2 separate regions of the Mus musculus genome follow, and region 1 is linked to region 2. The links are chromatin loops, found by intact Hi-C in ENCODE. Cell type or tissue: heart. All regions are shown on one strand. Links, peaks and the distances in the headings refer to the core of each region. The heading gives the core; the rest is flanking DNA.

Region 1 (5,380 bases), core at 295-5,294, 340 kb after region 2:
GGCACAAAGGGCACAGGAAGCCTTCCCTCACCTCCCCTGGGTCATCAAGAGATGCCATAGTTGTGCTTCTCTCAACCCCAGGAAAGCAGGAACCTCATGCCAAGTAAGCTTGACTCCTCCCGAGGGAGCAGGACTCTGGCAGTGTTAGCTTGAGCAGGCAGCACTCGGATAATTGGGAAGTGACATTGTGGCCTTGGATGAGATTTCCTCTCTTCAGCAGAAGAAATCTAAGAAAAACAAATGTCAATTGAAGCAAATAAGCAGCCAACAAAAGGTTTCTGTTTTTTCTACAGTTCAACAAAGGCACAAGTTTGTAACAAGATTGTTTGGTACAAGTTCGTGAAAACAAACTGTTTCTCAAATCCTTAGACCAAGATATGAGAACAGCACAGAACACACTGGTAAGTCAATGAAGCGGGAAGTAGAGTTGTACAGAGAAGCAAACAGGATCCCAGGGCACTTCCTTTAAGGTCATTTTAAATGGTCCAACCTCATTATTTGAGAGGATTCTTTTCCTTAGTACTAAGGATATGACATAGAACTAATACATAGTAGGCAAGTCCCCTACCACTAATTACACCTGGTCCCTTTTGTTGTTGTAAGACAGGGTCTTGCTAAGTTGCCTGGACTGGTTTGGGCTCACTTTGTAGCCTACATAGGCTCTGAACTTGCTACCCTCTTGCTTTAGACTTGTGGAATTACAGGCATAAGTCACCAGCATAGCCAACACCATGATTTCCATGTCATTTTAGTCACTGAGGAAAATATGTAGCATACTTATCAATGAACACTACTTTTACTCTGCCACATATACTGAGCTCTTGGTAGTTGTTAGGCACATGTGCTAGAAATACAAAGGCCAGAAGCTAAGTGTAGTGGTTCATGACTATAATGCCAGCACTCTGGATGTGTAGGCAGACAGGAGGAACCTGAGCTGGAGGCCAGCCTGGGCTTCACAGTGACATTCCGTTTCAAGAAACCAAAACAAGATCTGACAAGATGGGTAAAGTGTATGCCAGTCAGTGGGTAAAGTATATCCTTCTAAGTCTGATTGCCAGGACCATCCTAAAGGTAGAAGTAGAAAATCAACTCCCAAAGGTTGTCCTCTGATCTTCATATATATACCATACCTAAGTGTGCACACATCATACACACACACACACACACACACACACACATATATATATATATGTACATATGTATATATATATATATATGTACGTATGTATATATATATGTATATATATATGTGTATATATATATATATATATATATGTATATATATATATATATATACCACACCAGAGTGTGCACACATCATACACACACACAAAATATTTTAACAAGTTAATGTCATTTTTTTAAACACCAAAAAGAAAAAATAACAAATACAAACAATAAGCCTTTCAACTTTTCTTTAAAGAGAAGTATTTAAAAAAAAAAATCAAGAGCCAGAGAGATGGCTCAGTGTAAAGGCACTTGCCACCTACCCTGAGTTTGATCACCAGAACTACATAAAAGTGGAAGGAGAGAATACACTTCTGAAAGTTATCCTCTGGCTTCCACACACGCCTGTCCTCTAGCCCCTTCACACAAAATAAATGTATCTTTAAATTAAGATTTTAAAAAAGAAGAAACTTATCAGTGCAGCTTGATAATATGTTCCAGCACTTTGAAAAGTCTGAGGCAGAAGATCCTCACTTGAATCTATGATTTCAAAACCAGTTTGGCCAACATAGCAAACTGTCGCTTAGTTTAGATGAATGGATGGATAAAATTAGTGAAAATTATATTTTGCATTTACAGTGAGTTGATGTGTTTACTAGATTTTATAAATTAGAACAGTGGGGCAGCAGGTCTGATGTTCTCTGCCCTTCAACAGAAAAATCTGATACTTAAACATTTCAGGGCTTAATAACTTACATTTTCTGTCTTATTGGACTACAGCAAAGTCACTGTTGATGTGACCCTGAAAGACTCCTAACCATTGAGAACAAGGATAAAATCATTTCACAGAAGCAAAGAAATCTGTTTCCAAGACTTTAGAGGCCACATATCACAGCACAGAGTGGGAGTTTGTGTAGCTAGAATTGTGGTGTGCTGCAGAGGGCACAGAGGAGGGTACCATCTGGTCCTCAAAGGTGAAGGGTGACAGCAACTCAGAAAATAAATTAAACAGGACGCTAGGTGCCTGTTATTTCCTTTAATTAAGAAATTTGACAGGCGTGGGAGGCAGAAGCAGACAGATACCTGTGAGTTTGAGGCCAGCCTGGTTTACATGTCAAGTTCCAGGCCAGACATAGATACATAGTGAGACCCTTGTCTTGAGATTAAATAAATAAATCGAGAGACTACACACATGCAGACCCATCCCGGAAAGCATCTGAGGCATCACTTAAACAGCCAGCCTCAGGTCCGACCGGTTCTCTCCCCAGCCAGTGGCTGACAGGATCCTCTGGGTGTGACAGCTGCCTCCTCCCCGCCTGCAACTCATCCTGAAGAAAAAGTCAAACAGAAGTCGTCCCCGTGCACCCTGGCCACACATCGCAGCTCAGTTCTCACCCTGGAGAAACGCCCCTTACTCAAGGCAGGCTCCCTCCAGGATGCCTTCACAGCAGCTGCCTGGGGTGCCATAGCCTATACACAAGTGAAGTGACTAACACAAGACAGCAGCCGGGAAGGAGAGCCTGGGATTTTCGCCATCACCACGAGAACTCGGAGAGCGGGATAATAGGGTTCCGCGAATGAAGTGGGGGACCTTAACATAAAGTCACTTAATTAGGTGCCACCACAAACCACCGCAATTGATGCCGCAACCAGAAGGCCAGTTGTGCAAACTCTCGCCTCCAGACTGGATTGAAAAACCCAGCCGGGGGGCTCTGTAGAGATCCGCACGGCCACGCGCACCCGCGGGACGCGACTCTGCGGGACATCACGCAACACGTCACGGCGCGGGCAGAGACCCGCGCGGCGCCGAGGCCCGCAAAGCCTCATCTCCCGACCGCATCGTCATCTCAAACCACACGTCACACCCACCTCAGCCACCGCCGCGCTCTCTGCGACACCCTTTCTCACTCCCTGCGGCTTCCGACAGGCAGTCGGCAGCCTGCCTTTCCACCTCGGGTTCTGACTGCCGGCCTACGAGGTTCCTCAGAGACCAGTGGCAGCCATCGCCATCAGTGGCTCGGCGCTCGACAGGCGCGCCGGGCAGAAACCGGAAGACAGACTGACACGCGGCGGTCGAGCGCCGAGTCCTCGAGCGCACTGAACCTGGAAGAGGATGCTGCGCAGGCGCTGCCGCAACGGGGCGGGCCCAGTAGGAGGAGGTAAACTGCGAAGTTCTCTCAGGTCCTAGCAACACATCGATGTGAAACCCTACACTCGCCCTTCACTCACCCTATAGGTGGGGAAACTGAGACTTTGGCTCTTAAATAATGTGCCTGCAGCGCTAACATTATTTAGAGACCGTTAAAAAGTTTCTGAGATTTTTGCATAAATGCCTTAATACAGCGGTTGTTCTTCCAAAGGACCCAGGTTTGAAAAACTGCTTGTCTGCTACCTATATGCTCTCTTCTGGAGTCCATGGGCACTGCACATGTGGTGCACAGACATGCAGGCAAAACACACATACAAAATTTTGTTTTTTTACTTTTTTGTTGTTGTTGTTAAAAAAAAGTTTCTGAGTGCGAGAGACTAAGTTATGTTCAGCACATTGAGGAGACAGAAAGACGTGGAAATTGAGCCAAAGAAAGTAGAGACGTTGAGGAGTCGTGTCAGGGATTGGAAGTTGGCTCAATTGATCCTGGTTGGGACTCAATTTCCACCACACACCCATGCCTGTAACACCAATACTCTAAGGATGGAGGCAGGAGGACCAAAAATTTAAGTTAATTTTCAATTACATAGCAAGTTCAAGGCCATACTGGGATACATGAAACTCCATCTCAAAAAAGCATAAAAAAGTATGAGGGTAGCTAGATCTCTGCAAAATAAGTGGCATTTATGTATGAGTCAGGGTTCTCTAGAGTCACAGAACTCTATAGTCTATATAGTAAGGGAATTGGTGGATGACTTACAGTCTGTAGTCCAATTCCCAACAATGGTCAGCAGCAGCTGTGAATGGAAGTCCAAGGATCTAGCAGTCACTCAGTCCCACAAGGCAAGCAGTTGAAGAAGAGAGTGTCAATCTTCCTTCTTCCAATGTCCTTATATAGGTCTCCAGCAAAAGGTGTGGCCCAGATTAAAGGTGTCTGCCACCACACCTTTAATCCCAGATAACCTTGACTTGGAGATCTTCCTGTCTTAATCTTCTGGAATTCATAGCCACTGTGCCTCAAGATCTCCATGCCAAGATTCAGGTCAGAAACTTCTATCTCAGCCTCCAGATTAGGATCACTGGTGAGCCTCCCAATTCTGGATTGTAGTTCATCCAGATATAGTCAAGTTGACAACCAGGAATAGCCCCTGCAATTTACAAAAGACAGTATGGCAGATCAGTCATGTCTGAACCTAGCTGTACCATGCAACAACCACAGGGTACAGAGACAGACCCATCTGTTATTGAGGTCTGTTTGCTTTATAGCCAGCACACCATCTAGACTGCAGTAACCTGGGCCCCAGAAGTGGGAGCTTCAGGGAAGATGCAGGTCTTTGGAACCAGAAAGTGGCCTCCATCCCTCCTGCCTCCATCCCAGCCTAGCATGGCTGTGGCACTTGACCCATTTGACTCTGGGAATGACTGTCTGAAGGTGGTCACAGTCTCTACTTCCTTGTGCAGATGAAATGAAGCCAGTCTCTTGGCCTAGGCTCCTTACCGTACCTCCTCAGCTCAACAGCATTGAGTATGGAGAGGACAACTCCTAGGGCTCCACAGACCTGAGCTCCTGCCTCCAAGAAAATCTTACTTTGTGACTCTGAATGTGTCCCTTGCCTTCTACTCTTCAGTTCTCCCACATGCACACAGAAAGTGGGACTCAAAATGGGCAGGCTCTTCTTATTTCCAAATTGGTAACTATTTGTGTCTGTTTGGTTTTTGGCTTTACTGTTTTCCAGTGCTGGAATTGGAACTCAGGGTCTCACACAGGATAGATAAATGCTATACCATTGAACTATGGTTCAAAGTCTGCTTTCTCTAAAACTTTGAACTCTGCAGAGAAAGGGACTCTTGCCAACATGCCAGAGACAAGTATAGCTTTGCCTGACACCAACATCTGCCTTTGCACTCCCCTCCCCCAACACACACACACACACACACATACACACACACACACACAGACAAAGAGAGAGAAAGATAGAGACAGAGACAGAGAGACAGAGACAGAGAGAGACCCAGAATGAGGCAGAATGTGATGAGCATGATTATTTGATGCCAGTGAAAGAC
Region 2 (5,380 bases), core at 270-5,269:
GCTGTCTTCAGACACACCAGAAGAGGGAATCAGATCTTGTTACAGATGGTTGTGAGCCACCATGTGGTTGCTGGGATTTGAACTAAGGACCTTTGGAAGAGCAGTCGGGTGCTCTTACCTGCTGAGCCATCTCACCAGCCCTCTCTTCTTGTTTTATGATTTAAAACATTTAATGTAATTTCTAAATTTCTGGTAGATTCCCACCCCCACCCCCCACCCCCAAGACAGGGTTTTTCTGTATAGCCCTGGTTGTCCTGGAACTCACTCTGTAGACCAGGTTGGCCTCGAACTCAGAAATCTGCCTGCCTCTGCCTCCCAAGTGCTGGGATTAAAGGTATGTGCCACCACTGCTCGGCTCTGGTAGATTTTTTTAATTGGATATTTTATTTATTTACATTTCAAATGTTATATGCTTTCCCAGTTTCCCCTCCACGACCCCCCATCCCATTCACCTCCCCCTGCTTCTATGAGGGTGCCCCCCCACTCCTCGCTCATCACCCCAACCCTTTCCTACATTGGGGTATCGAGCCTTCACAGGACCAAGGGCCTTCTCTCCCATTGATACTAGATAAAGCCATCCTCTGCTATGTATGCAGCTGGACCATGTTTCGTTCAGGGTCATTTTCATCTCATGGTGTCAAATCTCTTGTGTGCTCAGCCAGCCAGAGAGAGACTCTGATTCATGTTGTAGAAATTTATTTAATCCCAACTTGGGGTTTCTACCCATTCCACCTTAGATCATTTAGTTTCTGGATTAAAAAAAAACCTTTATATTTACAATAAGCCTTAAACAACACAAGAGCTGGGCAGATATGACCCTCTATGATATTAGAATCTACTTCACTATCCATAACCCTGAGTTATTGTTTACTATGTTTCTGGGCTGCCCTTAACTCCAATTGGCCAGCCCTCAGGGCCACACTCTCTTGACTTCTAAACCATAGCAGCTTCTCTTTCCTCCTCCTCCACCTTCTTCCCTTCATCTTCTTCTCCAGCCTCAAGTCTGGAAAACCTAAACCCCACCCATGTCTCTTCTGCCCAACTAATGGCTGTTGGTATCTTTATTTGACAATGAGAAATAACTTGGGGACAGGATCACTTAATTTCTATATGCTGACTCTCCCATCTCTGGGACAACCAGACTTGAGGGCCCAATATTAGCCTTAGAATACAAGCAGCATCAGGCCAACCCAGTACAATTCAAGATGTGGTTTAGCAGACAGCACCCTGGAAAAGGGTACTGGGTTGCAGCTGCACTGTTGGGACTGGATAGACAAAAGCAATTCCAGACAGACTCAGCTGCTGGGAAGGCATCAAAGGAAAAAGATCTTTTAGAAACAGGATGTATGAGAATGTGTGGGTCTGCCAGGACAGTATTCTGGCCAATATCACATTCTGTGTAACAGCTGGGGAAACAAAGGAGACTCAATGGCTTATTTCTATTTCTCCCCAGTGCCAAGGATGGAACCCAGGTTCAGGCACATGCTAAGTATGTGCTACAATACTGAGCTATATCCTATCCTTTTCTAGTAATGCCTTTGTCTTGGGAGGTTTCTCATTAGTGGGGTGCCACTCTGTGAGAACTTCTATGGTGTAAGCTAACATAGCCAATCAGGAGATAACTACAGATTCCCCACAGGCATTCTACAGACAAAGTAAGACTGTAATAATGCCATACAGTCTTCTAGGGAAGGATATCTTTCTTCCTTCCTTTCTTTCTTTCTTTCTTTCTTTCTTTCTTTCTTTCTTTTTTTTTCTGATTTTTTGAGACAGGGTTTCTCTGTGTAGCCCTGGCTGTCCTGGAACTTATGCTGTAGATCAGGCTGGCCTTGAACTCAGAAATTCGCCTGCATCTGCCTCCCAACTGCAGGGGGCGGGGGGGGGGGAGGATATCTTAAAATTATTTCACTTACAACTTCTTTTTACCCAGTATTATTTTCATGACTTGAGGTATATATGGATACTTTAAAAATTACTTTAAAACAATTTGGCGCACACACACACACACACATATGTATATGTATATATATATATATATATATATATATATATATTCACCATTTATTAAAGATGAAAAACAATTTGTATCCTAATGACATGAATGTGCTTGTTTCAACAAAAGGAATTAAATATTGGCTAAACATTTGATACTGTAGGTCACAGAGCATCTTCAGTGCTTTTCAGAGTTGATTGTTTTGACTTTATCATCATCAATGTGGAGAACACTGCTTTGCAAAGATACAGCAAATTCATGTTTAGGGCCATTTCAGAAATTGTTGGAAATTTTGTCCTAAATCCCAGGTCAAAATTCTTTTAATTCTTTAGCAATTCAAATAGTAATTTCAAAATTAGAGTATTCTGGGGGCTGGTTGTGGTGGCACACAGCTTCAATCCCAGCATAAGGGAGGAAGAGGTAAGCAGGTATCTTTGAGTACAAGGCTAGCATGGTCTACAAAGCAAGTTCCAGGCAGCCAGGAGTACCCAGTGACCCCCAAATGAATGTATGAATGAATAGTTAAAATTCAAATATTCTGTTGGGCATAGTGGCTCACACATGTAATCCTAGCATTTAGGGGGCAGAGGCAGGAGGGCTGTTGCAAATTTGAGGCTAGCCAAGTCTACATAGAGAGTTTGAGGCCAGGTGGCTGTACAGTAAGACCCCATCTCAAAAAAAAAAAAAAAAAAAGCCTAAAAAGCAAAACAACAAACAAAACCAACAAAACAAATCACAAAACACCAAAAAAAAAAAACCAACATAAAACGAGTGTTTCTCATAGCCCATTCTTAAACAATAATTCCCACCACTACCAGTTTCATTAAATTCCTTTTGTTTTCATGTTGGAGACAGGAGTTTACTTAGCTCTCTTCATACGCTGCTATTCTTTTCCATCATCTAAGACTCTCCAGTCAATATAGTGTGTGTTGCAATGAAAGCTATCTTCCTTCCTTCTCTAGACGGCGACAATACTAGTCATTTTCACCTCACTTTCTGCTCTCTTCAAGATGGCCAATTGCGATCAATTCCAACCCTCTGACCTTCTCAAAATGACGACGTAGCGACTAGGGACCTCATACTGACGCTTTCAAGATGGCGCCGAGGTCGTAAATCCAAGTCGCAAAATGACGCAAACTCAGCGTCCCTATCAAAGACACTTCCGGTTCTGCTGCCGGGTGGGGGTGGCGGACTCGTAGGGTCTGACTGAGGCCACAGGGAGGCTGCGTCTTGGGACTGGACGCCTTGGCGGGACGATGGACCGAAAGAAAAAGCCTTTGGACGTTACAGCCTCCTCGGTGAGTACAAGTGTGGCTTAGCTCCGTGCTCCGCGTTCCCTCCGCCTGTCTCAGTCGAGAATGGTGACCTAGTTGTTGTCCCACGCAAGTCAGGGGCCTGGACTGCCCATCTGACAAGGATCCTGACCGACCCTTTCCCCGCAGAGACCCTCCTCAGCTTCCTTACTCACAGGATCCTGAACTCGGCTCCGCCAGGCGCCTGGGCTCCGTTCCCCTCGAACCCAGGCGGGTCTCGGACGCCATCCTCCCAGGGATCTCAGGGCGCATCCTGCGGGTCAGCCGCCGCCACAGCCGGCTCTCTGTCCGCAGGGACTTGGAGGACGAGCCCTTCCTGGGTTCTCCACTAGTCCAAAGCCCTTCTCGAGCACTGGGATATGATTTGTCTTCCCAGGGCTCCCAGGGTCCCCCCCAGCAGGATCCAGACAAGTTAGCTAGTGCCTTGTGGGATGGGGTACCCGGGCCAGTAAGGTCTGACAGGATGTAAGGAGTTTTGCTAACTTAACCACTCTCAGCAGAAAACTTGTAAACACTGTACACATTTTGTGTCCGTGCTTCATATGTGTGCTGCCATCGAGTCCTCAGAAGTGCTTTTGAGTGTAGGTGGTATTAATTGTCACTCTTAATGGATAATGAAGTTGACACCCAAAGGTGAATCCCGTTTTCCTCAATGTACACACAGATTTGTTGTGTGAGAAGCCAGGCTCAGTTTGATTGACTGCAAAATGGTGCCTTTTCTGATTGTTCAAAACATCTAATGTATCAAATTTTTTGTTGGAATTTGTTTTTTAATATAGAAAAATTGGTCTTAGTAATCATGTTTGCTTGGATTCAGTGCTTGCAAACTGAATTAATCAGGAAGTATATGCGCATGCGCTTAACTTTAGCACATAAGTGTCAGAGACAAGTGGACAGAGGCCACTGTAAGTCAGAGGCCAGCCTGAGCTACATAGTTCCAGTATAGCCAGAGCTACACAGTGAGACCCTGTCTTTAAAAACCAAACCAAAGTTAACTTGTCTGGAGGATAATGTTTTTAATAATTATAACACAAACGAAGTCCCGGAATTGATTGGTCATTTTGTGATTCAGATGTAGTTGTAGAATAGAAAGATATATAGCTAGGTAATTGATACATTTACAAAGTTAAAATCCTCCTCTTCCTCCTCCTCCTCCTCCTCCTCCTCCTCCTTCTTCTTCAGAATTTTAAATATTGGGTCCTGGAATGAAACTCCTTTACATTGTTAACATCCCTGCCAATAGTACCTTTAAGTGGATTTCTTTCAAATAGAAATTACTGAACTCAGTTATTTAAAAACAAACAAACAAACAAACAAACAAAAAAAGGTTTTTGGGGCTGGAGAGATAGGTTAAGAGCACTGGCAGCTCTTTCAGACGACCATGGTTTATTTCCAGCACCCACATGGTGGCTCTAAACTGTAGGTTCAGTTCCAGGAGATCTCTCTCTCTCTCTCTCTCTCTCTCTCTCTCACACACACACACACAACAACAACAACAACAACAACAAATGCACACTAAAAACCAAAAAGGAATCATTAAAAACATTTTTTAAAGATTTTAAATTTTGTGTATAATTGTTTTCCCTTTGTATATGCAATACATGTATGCCTGGTGTGGAACTGGACTTAATATGTGGATGGTCGTATGCCACCATGTGGGTGCTAGGAACCTACCCTGAGTCTTGTGCTCTTTAACTGCTGACCTTTAACTTCAGCCTCGGAGTTCTCGCTGCCCCATTCTCTTCACCCGAGCTCCCCTCTCCCATTTGCTTATTTATTTTACATATGTGAGTACACTGTCCCTGTCTTTAGACACACATTGGAGCCCATTGTAGATGGTTGTGAACCATCATGTAGTTGCCAGGAATTGGACTCAGGACCTCTGGAAGAGCATTCAGTGCTCTTAACCTCTGAGCCATCTCTCCAGCCCAAACATTGTGTTTCTTGTTCATGTTCAGGAAGCTCAAATCTCCCTTGGAGAATTACTGTTGCTTAGCAATCCAGTCACCTGCCAGAATTGAGTTAAATATTGTTCTCTTTCTTATTTTATTCTAGTTGGTAGATCTTAAGGCGG

Evidence for each region. Hi-C counts contacts between places; a loop is a spot of excess contacts. Peaks named below come from ENCODE experiments on the same cell type or tissue, not always from the same donor. Only the 100,000 strongest peaks of a DNase experiment are listed, where the experiment ranks them.
Region 1: a loop joins it to region 2, with 4 times the contacts of the local background. A loop is called at or near these places in 3 of 42 quality-filtered maps.

What each region holds. Positions count from the first base shown.
Region 1 is chr6:92,211,675-92,217,054 of GRCm38, forward strand. It overlaps Rbsn (rabenosyn, RAB effector), which reads right to left and starts at 3,196. Exons shown (of 12, transcript NM_030081.3): 1 at 3,037-3,196; 2 at 1-227. The coding sequence starts at 58. In heart, for the core only: a CTCF peak has its summit at 3,307; a DNase peak (open chromatin) is centred at 3,247; H3K4me3 peaks cover 1,954 bases; H3K27ac peaks cover 1,400 bases.
Region 2 is chr6:91,874,896-91,880,275 of GRCm38, forward strand. Ccdc174 (coiled-coil domain containing 174) reads left to right here and starts at 3,158. Exons shown (of 11, transcript NM_172730.2): 1 at 3,158-3,291; 2 at 5,362-5,380. The coding sequence starts at 3,250. In heart, for the core only: no CTCF peak of the experiment used is centred there; a DNase peak (open chromatin) is centred at 3,136; H3K4me3 peaks cover 1,877 bases; H3K27ac peaks cover 1,571 bases.